Linked DNA regions of Homo sapiens: region 1 is linked to region 2. A link is a contact called in ENCODE Hi-C or POLR2A ChIA-PET data. All regions are on one chromosome and are shown on one strand. Each heading gives the region's core, a stretch centred on a gene start or an enhancer-like site at or near the end of the contact. The rest is flanking DNA. Distances are from core to core; before and after follow the strand shown.

Region 1 (6,195 bases), core at 3,367-5,866, 110 kb before region 2:
TAGTGGCATGTGTCTGTGGGCCCAGGTATTCGGAGCCTGAGGTGGGAAGATGGCTTGAGCCCAGGAGGCTGAGGCTGCAGGGAGCTGTGATCAAGCCACCATATTCCAGTCTGGGTAACAGAGGGAGACCTTGTTTAAAAAAAAAAAAAATTTACAGACACGTAGAAAGTGCTTAATAAATGTTAGCTCCTCCTCTTTAACATATTTCATTAACTTCCAATGATACCCTCACTCTTTGAGTGAATAACAAGAAAACTCAAGCTTTCTGGTATGAATCTTCTTAATTTTCCTTTCTTCCCTCCTTTTCATATCAGAATGCTATGTTTTCGCTCATTTTCTTTCCTGATTCTGAAAGTCTCTCTCTCTCTTCTGTTCTAAGACCCTGCATGTCAATAGTTTTCAAGCCCGGCTGCACATTAGACTCAGCTGGGAAGCTTTTTAAAAATACATCATCACTGGGTCCCATCACAAACCAATTAAATATAAATCTCTGGAGGTGGAAGCATGGCATCAGTATTTTTTTTAAGTTCCCTGGTAGGGTGCCAAGACAATTTAATGGGGGAAAGAATAGTCTTTTAAACAAATATTACTCAAACAACTGAATATCCAGATTCAAAAGAATAAAGTTGAACCCTGTCTTTATAGCACACACAAAAAATAACTCAAAATGAGTCACAGATCTAAATGTGGAGCTAAAACTATAAAACTCTTAGAAGAAAACATAGAAGTAAATCTTTATGACCTTGAGTCAGGCAAAGCCAACTTAGATATGACACCAAAAGCATAGGCAACAAAAGAAAATAAAACTGAACTTCATCAAAATTAAAAATTTTTATACCATAAACAATATTATCAAGAAAGTGGAGGCAACCTATGGAATGAGAGAAAATATTTGCAAAGTATACATCTGATAAAGAGCTTGTGTCCAGAATATATAAAGGACACTTGCAAGTCAGGATTAAAAGATAATTTAATTTTTAATGTGGACAATGTGTCTAAATAGATATTTTTCCAAAGAAGATATACAGATGGCCAATAAGCACATAAAAAGATCCTTGACATCATTCACTTTTAGGGAAATATAAACCAAAACCACAATGAGATTCCATTTCAAACTTGTTAAGATGGTTCTAATAGAAAAGATAGATAATAACAAGTGTTGAAGAGGATGTGCTGAAACTGGACCCTCATACATTGCTGATGGGAATGTAAAATGGTGCAACCACTTTGGAAAACAATTTGGCATCTCCTGAAAATGTTAAACATATAGTAATCATAATGACCCAGCAATTCAAGTCCCAGGTATATACCCAAGAGAAATTAAAACAAATTCACACAAAAATGTGTACACAAATGTTCATAGAAGCATTATTCCTAATAGTCAAAAAGCGGAAGCCCAAATATCTATCAACTGATGAATGGATAAGTAAAATATGGTGCACTGGAATATTTCTTGGGAATAAAAAGATAAGAAGTACTGATATAGGCTACAACATGGACAAACTTTGAAAACATTATGCTAAGTGAAATAAGCTAGTTACAAAAGAGCATGTACTGTATGATTTCATTTACATGAAATATCCAGACTGAGCAAATCTATATATAGAGAAAGCAGATTGGCGGTTGTCTAGGGCTGGGGGGTGAAGAGAAATGAGGAGTGACTGCTAATGGGTATGTGGTTTCTTTTTGTGATGATGAAAATGTTCTAAAATGGATTGTGATGATTGTACAACTCTGTGAACATACTAAAAACCATTAAATAGGAAAAAAGAAAAGAGAAAAGAAAGGAAGGAAGGAAGGGAGGGAGGGAGGGAGGGAGGGAAGGGAAAGGGGAGGGGAAGAGAGGGGAGGGGAGGGGAGGGGAGGGGAGGGGAGGGGAGGGGAGGGGAGGGGAGGGGATGGGGAGAAAGAGGTAGGGAGGGAAGGGAAAAAGGTTCCACAGGTAATTCTAATACTGAAGTTTATTTCCGGCATTTTCCTTTCTAGATTCCTTCAGAGTAAAGACTGCATTTTCTAAATTTTTTTCTCCCCCATATTCTTACAGAATAGTAACACAGAGCAAGGGTGTGATTTTTTTATTTTTATTTTTTTGCAACAAACTGTTCTTGGGGAATGTTCTTTATTTTAATCAAAATTGCAAGATCAGGCTGCCACCTGGCAGAATTGGTCATCTTGGCTATCTTGAACTATTTGAGCTCTCCAAGCACTTAATTCAGCTGAAGCACACAGAAAGAGGATAGGCACACAACGCAAACCAAACTGACCGGTTTTGCCATCTGAAGTATGGTTGTTCTGTCATCTACCAGTGGATGTGGCCTCTGGCCCTTAGGAACCATTCTTTTGACAGTTCCCCAGGACATGGCTCTGGTTTGACTGACTTTGTTTACTAAATAAATTAATTCCTACTTCTGGAGTAGCTTCAGTTTTTAAACAGAAAGCCATCTATTGACAGTCACTGATACACAGGATTTTATTGTTTGATATTAAACAATTAAGAGTTATTGTTTTTTTCCCTACAAGTACACTATACATGAAGATAAATATAATGTAGAATACAGTCACTAGGAGTGGGGAGAGAGGGGGATTCTATATCTGCTCTGTGCCTTAAAGTAACAGTTTTACTTTAGTAAATCCAAAGTACATACTGTATTTCTTTCACAGAAATAAGGCTCTCTTTTGGCAAAATGTGCATCAAAGACAGAGTCTGATGAACATTTTTTAAGATGAGTTTGATTATTAAACAACATTTTTTAAATATCCTAAGAATTTGACCTTTCGTGCTAGTAGACTTCAATAATTTAAAATTACTTGGAAATTGCTACTTTCAACAAACTCTCTGAAGATATACAAAAAAGGAAAATGCTGAAATAAGTCAAGATGTTTACAAATATTATGTCTAAAATGTTATCTCATTTGTTAAACCCAGAAAATAAAAAATAATAAAATATGAAACCATAATTGTCCGAGTATAGGACAAAGATCTGATTTAGAATCAGGCAGAGGTTTTCCCTCTATTACTCCAGCAAGTTCAAATGTACTCAGAAATACAAAATGATTGACGGTAATATCAAGATGAGAAACAAAAGACAATGTTACATCCTCAGGTATGATAAGTTTGAAATTAGATGAGTTTACAGTTGGAAGATTCATTAAGAACAACAATTCAAAAGATATTATAGCCATAATTTAGAAGTCTTGCTTCACGAGAAAAGATAATATAAAAATCTAAAAATTAAGTATTGATTTTACAAGGTAAACATGGCAGCCTGGATTATAAGAAATATCAGGCATTTTGCTTTCTCAGGAGAAAGAACAACTGGGTACATGCTGCAGACTGGCATATAAATCGCTCAAAGTGAAGCAGTTGGGAAATGCTGTCAGATTATTCGGGTTGAGGAGCTGCCCCAGGGGCAGAACATGTCACAATGTCACATCCCTCTTCTTTACTCTCACAACTTTCACCAGAATAAACAGACCCTTGGAAAACAAATTCAATCACAAATAGTAACTTTTTGTTAAAACTACAGTAGCAAACTACCAAACCAACTTTATACATGGAACATATCAGAACTTTTCCATGTTTCCCCAACACAGTGGAATAAACTATTTTCAGCTAATAAGTTCATCTTAGGAAAACACTCATGTGCATTTCTATGCAATATAATTGTGGAACATTGTAACCACTTCTTAGTTTTCATTAGAGGATATTGAAAAACCCAAGTTTAAGGATAATTCCCCCTTTCCCTCGAATGCAGCTTTTTAAGTTTTTGACACTATAAAGTGTAGAGAGTGACATAAAGAAGAGCTATGAATATATATAAATACACCACTATGGCTCCCGTCATAAGAGCTTTTGAAAAATGGTTGAACAAGTATTCATCTTCACCAAATTGCAATCGCAAGATACTGACTGTTACACAATATGAAACAAAGGCAAGGTGAAGGGTGAGGAACGGCAGAAAGGACGGTCGCAAGGAAGACAAGTGCCCCACAGGATAGAACCTGCTCTGTCTTGCGGGCCCCGCTTTTCTCAGCACCTTTCTGGTGTTCTGGGCTTTTCTGCTAATACCATCCACATCATCTCTCAGAGAAATGAATCTCCCTTTAAGGAAAGCCAAGCAGGCATCCGAGGTAACGTGCAGAACCGTAAATGAAAAATGTCCACGTCTAGCAGGCAGACAAGCAAAGGAAAACCAGCTGTCAGTTTCAGAGGCTCCTAGCTGTAACGGGGTTTCGGGTTTCTCTCCGCCTCTGTCTCTCTGTCTCTCTCACGGTGTCGCCCTCAATAATATCAGCTTTCTAATCACCTCAAATCACACATTCTCTGTCTGTCCTTGTGAAATAAATACTGAAGAAACAGGAAAAACAGAGTGCAATACTCACAACAACGAAGAATTCCTACACATGCTGTTCCATTTTCTTGCTTTGAAAAGATGTAAGGTGAATTTTAAAAGCCTTGCAGAATTGGAAAAATAAAGGGGAGGGGGATTCCACCCACACAATCCTCCAGCCCACCGCAAAGGAGCCCAAAGGCTTGCTGACGTCACAGATTCATGAATGGATGTAAATTGGGCTGGTTTAGGATTCCGCACAGACTTCGCTGTGGTGTGTGTCATGAAAAAAAAAAGAGGGGCGGGTCCAGAGTAGGCCCAGCCAATAGGCTTCAGGCAGACATGGCCTTCCTTCTTTTAGAAGGAATCTGGTCACAGAATAAACAGAGCCCGCCAATCAGGCATCTGCCACTGCCTTAAGACAGACTGGCAGCTTGAGTGTGTGTGTGTGTGTGTGTGTGTGCGTGTGTGTGTGTGTGTGTGTGTGTGTTTCAAGCTGTGATAGTCATAAAAACATTATTATTGTTATTGAATGAAGGAATCAAAATAGAATTTCTGTGGAATCAAGGATAACAAAAATGCATATAGAAGAAATCCCATCTTTTATTCATTAGAACTCTTTTCTTCAACCCTTTTCTTACTGTTCAGCAATATGCCTGATGCGATCAAAACAAATCAAAGTCAGGAAAACCATTTCTAAAACTAGCAGACTAGTGGACATGTATGCCCTGCTCACCACGACTTGTAAAAGCAAAATTGTCGGGACTTGTAAAAGCAAAATTGTCGGGAAGAACGCATGGGAACAATAATCTAGTAACTAAGAAAACAGACATATGGAAAATAATATTACACGAATGTAGCTGTTTTGCACAGCAGTAACATCTTGCTGACCTTCATGATGTATCAAAAGTGGATATGGAAGAAAAATTTACTGCTACTTTTAAGTAGGGTACAGTGTTTCCTCATTGGTTTATTCAACTTCTGGCAGTCGATTAAGACACAGCTCCAAAAGGGCACTTAATGAAACTTTGAACAAATTTTGGTTTCAGTAAGATGTTTTATTATTAACAGCAAAAACAGCTGTATTAAATTCACTCAAGAGGCATCTCTTTCTTCTTTATTTTTACACTTTTCAGTTATACAAAATTGGAGATGAATATATTTATTGTCCCTACTCCCCATCACTACACTTCACAATGACTAATACTTGACAAATACTGATCATGATTTTTCTGAACTTGGGAAATGGCCTCAATCCTTGAAACTAGAACGATCGTGGTTAATATAAAGCCTCAGTTATGAGGTGTCCAGTGACCAAGAACATTCTGAACAGAGATCTGCTCTATTTCTCAATCAGATTATTTATACAACTGTGAGAGAAGGAAAGTGGTGGCCTGTTTCTAAGTGGTTCTGGAGGGTCTAAACCTGACCACTAGTAAGTATTGCACACTTCTTAGCTCATTTGGAAAAGGAAAACTTTTCAGGATAATTTTACACACAGCAAAGATATTCAGTGTACTGTCTATATTGAAGCAATAGAATATCGTTGGCAAACAACATAGTTAACAAACTTCTCTAAAGGAGCTTATTGTGGAATATCACTACAAAAAAGATAGACCAAAGAAGTTTACACATGTAACATGGGAGTGCTCAAGGCAAATACGGCATTGGTACACGCCCAGTAGGCCTCAGTGTACCACATTATTTAAGAACGAACATGCAAGGCACGGTGGCTCATGCCTGTAATCCCAACACTTTGGGAGGCCAAGGTGGGCGGATCACGAGGTCAGGGATCGAGACCATCCTGGCTAACATGGTGAAACCCCGTCTCTACTAAAAATACAAAAACAAAATTAGCCGGGCG
Region 2 (6,305 bases), core at 630-3,129:
GGTGGATCACAGGGTCAGGAGATCAAGACCATCCTGGCTAACACGGTGAAACGCCATCTCTACCAAAAATACAAAGAATTAGCCAGGCGTGGTGGCGGGCGCTTGTAGTCCCAGCTACTCGGGAGGCTGAGGCAGGAGAATGGTGTGAACCCGGGAGGCGGACTTGCAGTGAGCTGAGATCGCGCCACTGCATTCCAGCCTGGTCGACAGAGCCAGACTCCGTCTCAAAAAATAAAAATTAAAAAAAAAAAAAGATGTTGAGGCAGGAGTATAGGGCCTGAAGGCAGGGAACCTAAAGACTTTCTAGAACTAAATCAAATGGAAACACTTCAGCTATGACAGGAAATATTCTCTTCATTTACATAGGGTGTACACTGAGTAAATGACTTCGTAACTTCACTTCGTCCTCTTCATTTACATAGGGCGTACACCCAGTAACCAATGGGAAACCTCTAGAGGGTATTGAAACCCCAGAAAATTCTGTAACAAGGTCCCTTGGGCCTCTTTCTTGGGCCCACTCCCACCGTGTGGAGTGTCTTTTCGTTTTCAATAAATATTCGCTTCTGTTGCTTTGTTTTTCCCTTGCTTTGTGTGTTTCGTCCAATTCTTTGTTCAAAACGCCAAGAACCTGGACAACTTGCAGTCCAGACCCTCCTCTAGTAACAATGTTATATAAGTATTTGGTTGATGTTAGAGTAATCACTGGATGGGTTCTTCCTGCCTGCTGCACAAACAAAATCAATTCAGGAAGACCACAGCATTGCAGTAAGGAAAGAGTTTAATTGATGTGAGGCTGGCCACGCCACATGGGACATGGAGTTATTACTCAAATCAATCTCATCGAAGGCTAGTAGGTTAGGGGTTTTTCAAAGGTGGTTTGGTGGGCAGGGGCTAGGGTATGGAAAATGCTGACTGGTTGGGTTGGAGATGAAATCATAGGGGTTGAAGCTATCCTCTTGTACTGAGTTGCTTGTGGGTGGGGCCACAGGAGCTGTTGACTGGTCCAGGTGGAGCCATCAGTGTCAGGCAAACGTGAAAAAATATCTCAAAAGGCCAAACTTAGGTTCTACAATAGTAATGTTACCTGCAGGAGTAAATGGGGAAGTTGTCTATCTGGTGGCTTCCGGAATAATGGCTGGCAATGGTCTATGTTTACACCTTAGCAGAGAGAATTCACACTCCTCTGTCCTCCTAGCCTGGTGGTCTCTCGGTTAGCTTTACAAAGGCAGTTGAGTTTTGGGGAAGGGCTATTATCATTTAAACTATAAACCAAATGTCTCCCAAAGTTAACTTGGCCTAAGCTCAGGAATAATTAAGGGCAGCTAAAGGCAAGATGGGGTTGGTTAAATCAGATCTCTTTGACTGCCATAATTTTCTCACTGTTAGAATTTTTGCAAAGGCTGTTTCATTAGTACCCTACTCATTTAGGTGAAATGAACAATGTGTATTTTATGTGTTCCAGATGTGTATCAATATCACATAACTGTCAGGGAGGGCCCCAGGTATCTGTCCCTGTTCAGAAAGATCATGAAGATGAATACCGCGATGAGGACAGCTTGCCCGTCTCAGCGAACTCAGAACTTGTCCTCAGTAGCCAGCCCCTATGGGCCAAGGGGTTACAAACTTCGACTTGCCGGCAATTACAGCTGTTTTCCATCATTCTCCTTGCTGTACCTTCTGGTGGGAGCAGCATGGGAGTTAATAAAGGGAAAGCGACAAGCGTCTGTAGAGCGCCGGGTGGGGTCTCGGGAGAGGAGGGCTGGGTGGGAAGAGGCGCGGCGGGAGGCGGCGCCCCGGCTCGCATTGGCCCAGCCGGCGTCCCTCCTCTGGAGGAGGCCGGGCGCGCCCGGAAAAGTGGTTTGCCTGACGGCGAGAGGCAGAGGTGCCCTCGGTGATAGAGGAAACATGGCCGAGTATACGCGGCTGCACAACGCCTTGGCGCTAATCCGCCTCCGAAACCCGCCGGTCAACGCGATCAGGTAACGGGCTCGGTCGCCTCCAGCCCGGGGACCGTGCGGGCCTTAGCCGCCCTCTGGCTCCGGAGGCTTTGACTCTCCCCCGTCGGTTTAAACCGAGAAGGACACTCAAGAGTTGAGCAACTGGTACATGCCAGGAACTTTTTTTTTCTTTTCTTTCTTTCTTTTTCTTTTCTTTTTTTTTTTTTTTAACCTAGATTAGCTTGGTTAATCTTCGCAGGGAACTCTCGTCCCCGTTTTACTGATAAGGAAACTGAGGCTGAGGCTGAGACAGATCAACACTTAGGGAGTTGGCCTCGACCTGTCCTTCATGCGGAGCCCTCCTGCTTACTTGCAACTTTGGCTTTGCAGGCCGACTTTTTATTTTTCTTTTTTTTTTTTAATTATACTTTAAGTTTTAGGGTACATGTGCACAACGTGCAGGTTAGTTACATATGTATACATGTGCCATGTTGGTGTGCTGCACCCATTAACTCGTCATTTAATATTAGGTATATCTCCTAATGCTATCCCTCCCCCCTCCCCCCACCCCACAACAGGTCCCAGTGTGCAGGCCGACTTTCTAATCCAAAGGTCTTAACTTAGTTTGATGTTGGACTTTGATCCAGCCTCACTCCCCTTCTTTGAGTCCAGGCTGTCCTTACAATGTTTGGCTAAAGGCTTTAGGAATAGGGCAATCACTGGCATTAGTGGGACTTTTTTTTTTTTTTTTTTTAATGTTAAAAGTCCCACTAATGCCAGCTCAGTGATTAAAGCAGAATTTTGCCCTGGCCCGGAAACGCAAAATTATTTCTCCTGATTTGTTTAAACCTCAGGACTTTGGTGCTTCCAAGGAAGACTCACATCAGACTAAGCCTATGCAATAGCATTTTCTGAAAAATTGCACCTTATCTTCTTTTTCTCACTGGGGAGTATTTGCCTTGTGTGGTGCACTTTAAACATTAAAAAGTGAGATCAATGTTGCCTTTTTGAAAAGTAATGATTATTTGGTTTGGTCCTTCTACATCTCTTAAAAAAATAATTATATGTCAGCCTTGAAAAAGAATTACCTATCCACAGGGAATAAGATTAGTGGAAATTATAATTTATCAAGAATATATAAAGCATAGAGAGAAAGGTCTTTGGTCAAAATTCTTATAACATGCTGCTGAAGCAAAGAGACTGAAATGAGAAGACCTGCTAATTTTAATAGAATTTAAAAATCCTACTGTCATTGGATTTGATTTATCATTAGTATTAATATTAATTCATTATGAATTATTGCATTTAATAATGTCAAAAAATGCAGGACTAAAATCACATAAGGATGACATGTCTACTAACTTGCCATTCCCAGAATAAAAAGCAAAATATCTGTTATATTGGTTTTGACAAAGAAAAATGTAAGTAATATGATTACATGTCAATTTTGGACTGGTCTATATACTGATTAGAATTGCTAGATATTAGGACCTTAGGGGGAAAAGTTCCATACTCTAATACCCATGACTAGGAATATTTTCTGACAACTGTTTTTTTTTTTTCTTTTTTTTTTAAGCTCATTTGCTTGTTTTGAGACGGAGTCTTGCTCTGTCGCCAGGCTGGAGTGCAGTGGCGTGATCTCAGCTCACTGCAACCTCTGCCTCCCGGGTTCAAGTGATTCCCCTGCCTCAGCCTCCCGAGTAGCTGGGACTACAGGTGCGTGCCACCACGCCCAGCTAATTTTTTGTATTTTAGTAGAGACGGGGTTTCACCATGTTGGCCAGGATGGTCTCAATCTCCTGACCTCGTGATCCACCTGCCTCGGCCTCCCAAAGTGCTGGGATTACAGGCATGAGCCACGTGCCCAGCCTCTGACAATTGCTTTTAATATTTCTGGAATTTAACCTGCTCTCCTTGCCCACCCATGCAACCACCTGTGCCACCCCCATCCTCTTTGCAGGAGAAATGTTAGGGCCTACCTCATAAAGTTGTGAAGTTTAAATCAGCTGGAAATTATGAAGTGGCATTTAATAGATGTTAGTTATTCCTATTAGTCAGAAGACCTGTTCAAGCCCCAAAAACAGGCCCTGCTACTCAGGACCCACTTCAGTTTCATCAAGAAGATATTCTCCACTTGGGAATAAGTACTTCTCTGCCCTTTTTTGTCTGTCTTCTGAACTTTTTTAGGTAGAAATGGACATCCTAGGAGTTCCTCAAGTTTAACAGATTCCTCAATTTTTTTCTTACACTTTTTCTTTCCTCCCTTTCTTCCTTTTCCCCTTCCTATTTCTAATTTTATATGGGAAGTCGTCTCCTCCTAGCTGATTGAGAGATTCTTACTTGAGTGTAATACACACACACACACACACACACACACACACATATAAATTTTTTCCCCAAAACAAATAGTTTAAATCCTTCATTGCTAGTTTAGCCAGCCATGTTTGCTTCCATTCAGATAAACACCAGCCCTCTTTATAAGTATAGGACATGCCTGATTAATAGGCCTGTCTCCCAGAACAATGGCTTTCACACGATTGCTTTACTGTAATCCACAGAGTAAGAAAGCTCACGTTTTTACGTAGCAATTCAAGACACACTTACATACAAACACGTAACCGAAAGCAGTTTCCTAAAACAAAACCTATCCTTACTTGGTATATTGTTTGATATAGTCTATTTTCTCATCTCTTCTTTTTCTTTGAAAAAATCCTGGTCACAAGCCACAAACTTGATTTGATGACTTTTGGTTTAAAAAAAAAAACTGTCTAAAAAAAAAAGGAAAGACCTTCTATAGTCAAAGAAGCTGAAGAGTTTTGGTCAGTAGTCATGAAATGCTGTCTCTACTCCAGACTCTATTTCTTCATGCCTGACAGTATTAACAGGAGAAAATAATTTCATAACTTCTGCGGCCTTTACATTGCTATGACTCTCTCTGTCAGCTTGAATCTAGTAAAGTGCGTATCTGTTATAGCTATTTTCATTTTTTTCCTGTTTTTGATATTTGCAAAATTATGAACATAAAAAAGGAAGATAGGTTGAAATGGGAAAAGCTGGTTTCTTCTCCTCAGTGGCACTGATTGAGCTAATTTTGGCTAGTTTTGTAAGCATTGTTTATTCAGAAGGAAATGTGTGCCTTTTGGACTTTTTGATGTTATATAATGGTTCTGAATTTGCTTTTCATGGTCAGATTTGGCTTCTAATTAACCAGCTGAAGCCAAGAGGTTTTGTCTGATTTCATCTAGGTTAAGAGGTGAAAAGTAATTAGGTGTAAGGGAATCATTATAAATAAGGGCAAGTATCCTTTTTATTTCTTGGGGTTTTAACTAATAGTTGTTGGTCTTAACAATATGGCCTTTACAGAAGTTTGTTGTTGTTTGTTTTGTTTTAAAATTTATTTTTAACCCTGTGTACTAAAGAACAGAGATTTTACTCAGAATACTTGGAATTCCAAGGCAAAACTGATTGGAATCTGGTTCTGTGGTTTTTCCTTTTAAGCAGTTCCTCACCACTTGCCCTAGATTCTCTTATTGCTTGGTACTTATTAATCCCCTCCTTCTTCACAAATTTTCTCTCTTGGTCTTTGTGACTTTGAGCTCACTTGCTGAATCACTCTGCTGAGCTTGTCCCACTTCTTAAATGAAGATATATCCAGAGGATCTGCCCTCAGCTCTCTTTTCCTTTGGTAGACTCATTCAGTCTTGGTTTTAGCTATCTCTTCTGCAGATGACTTCCTCATATATTAAAACTTGGCAAAATCTGCTACATGCCCTATCTTTCCACTATCTTGCCTTTATATCTTATCTTAGTTAAGATTACGCTTGGCTGTCACTGACAGAATAGTGAAGATAATAGTGAATTAGACAATAAAAAGCTAATTTCTCTCACAGCAGTGCCCTGGAATGATACAGCTGCTCCACAATCAACAGGGGCCTCAATTATTTTCTCTGTCTATCTCTTGCTCTACCATCCTCAATACATAGCTTCTACCTCCTGATCCAAGGTGGCTGCTCCTGATCTAACCATCACTGGTGCCAGGAATAGGGAGGAAAGAAAAAGGGAAAAGCATACCCAAATCTTTAAGAACTCTTCCCCAAAGTTGCATATACCAAATATGCTTCCATCCCATTGGCTAGAACTTAGTTCCTTGTGCAGACCTTACTGTAAAGCAGGCTGGAAAATATAGTCTTTATTTTGGGCAACCATATTTTTGTGTTAGTCCATTTTCACACTGCTATAAAGACATATCCGAGACTGGGTAATTTATAAAGGAAGGAGGCTTAATTGATCACAGTTCCACATGGCTGGGGAAGCCTGGGGAAACTTACAATCATGGTGGAAGGCAAAGGAGAAGCAAGTACCTTCTTC

Evidence for each region. Hi-C counts contacts between places; a loop is a spot of excess contacts on that map. ChIA-PET counts read pairs that join two places held with the same protein, here RNA polymerase II (POLR2A). Pooled maps may share reads with other maps.
Region 1: a pooled map shows a loop between it and region 2 (3-fold over the local background). The contact joins the promoter of MAP3K13 here to the promoter of EHHADH in region 2. A Hi-C loop is called at or near these places in 4 of 50 pooled maps. POLR2A ChIA-PET finds 5 or more read pairs at or near these places in 2 of 52 experiments (HCT116 and MCF 10A).

Annotation. Positions count from the first base shown.
Region 1 is chr3:185,361,557-185,367,751 of GRCh38, reverse strand. MAP3K13 (mitogen-activated protein kinase kinase kinase 13) reads right to left here and starts at 4,616. Exons shown (of 14, transcript NM_004721.5): 1 at 4,384-4,616. RefSeq lists enhancers at 3,925-3,984, 4,075-4,164 and a silencer at 4,635-4,784.
Region 2 is chr3:185,249,623-185,255,927 of GRCh38, reverse strand. It overlaps EHHADH (enoyl-CoA hydratase and 3-hydroxyacyl CoA dehydrogenase), which reads left to right and starts at 1,879. Exons shown (of 7, transcript NM_001966.4): 1 at 1,879-1,979. The coding sequence starts at 1,906. MIR5588 (microRNA 5588) reads left to right here and starts at 2,656; the gene lies at 2,656-2,718.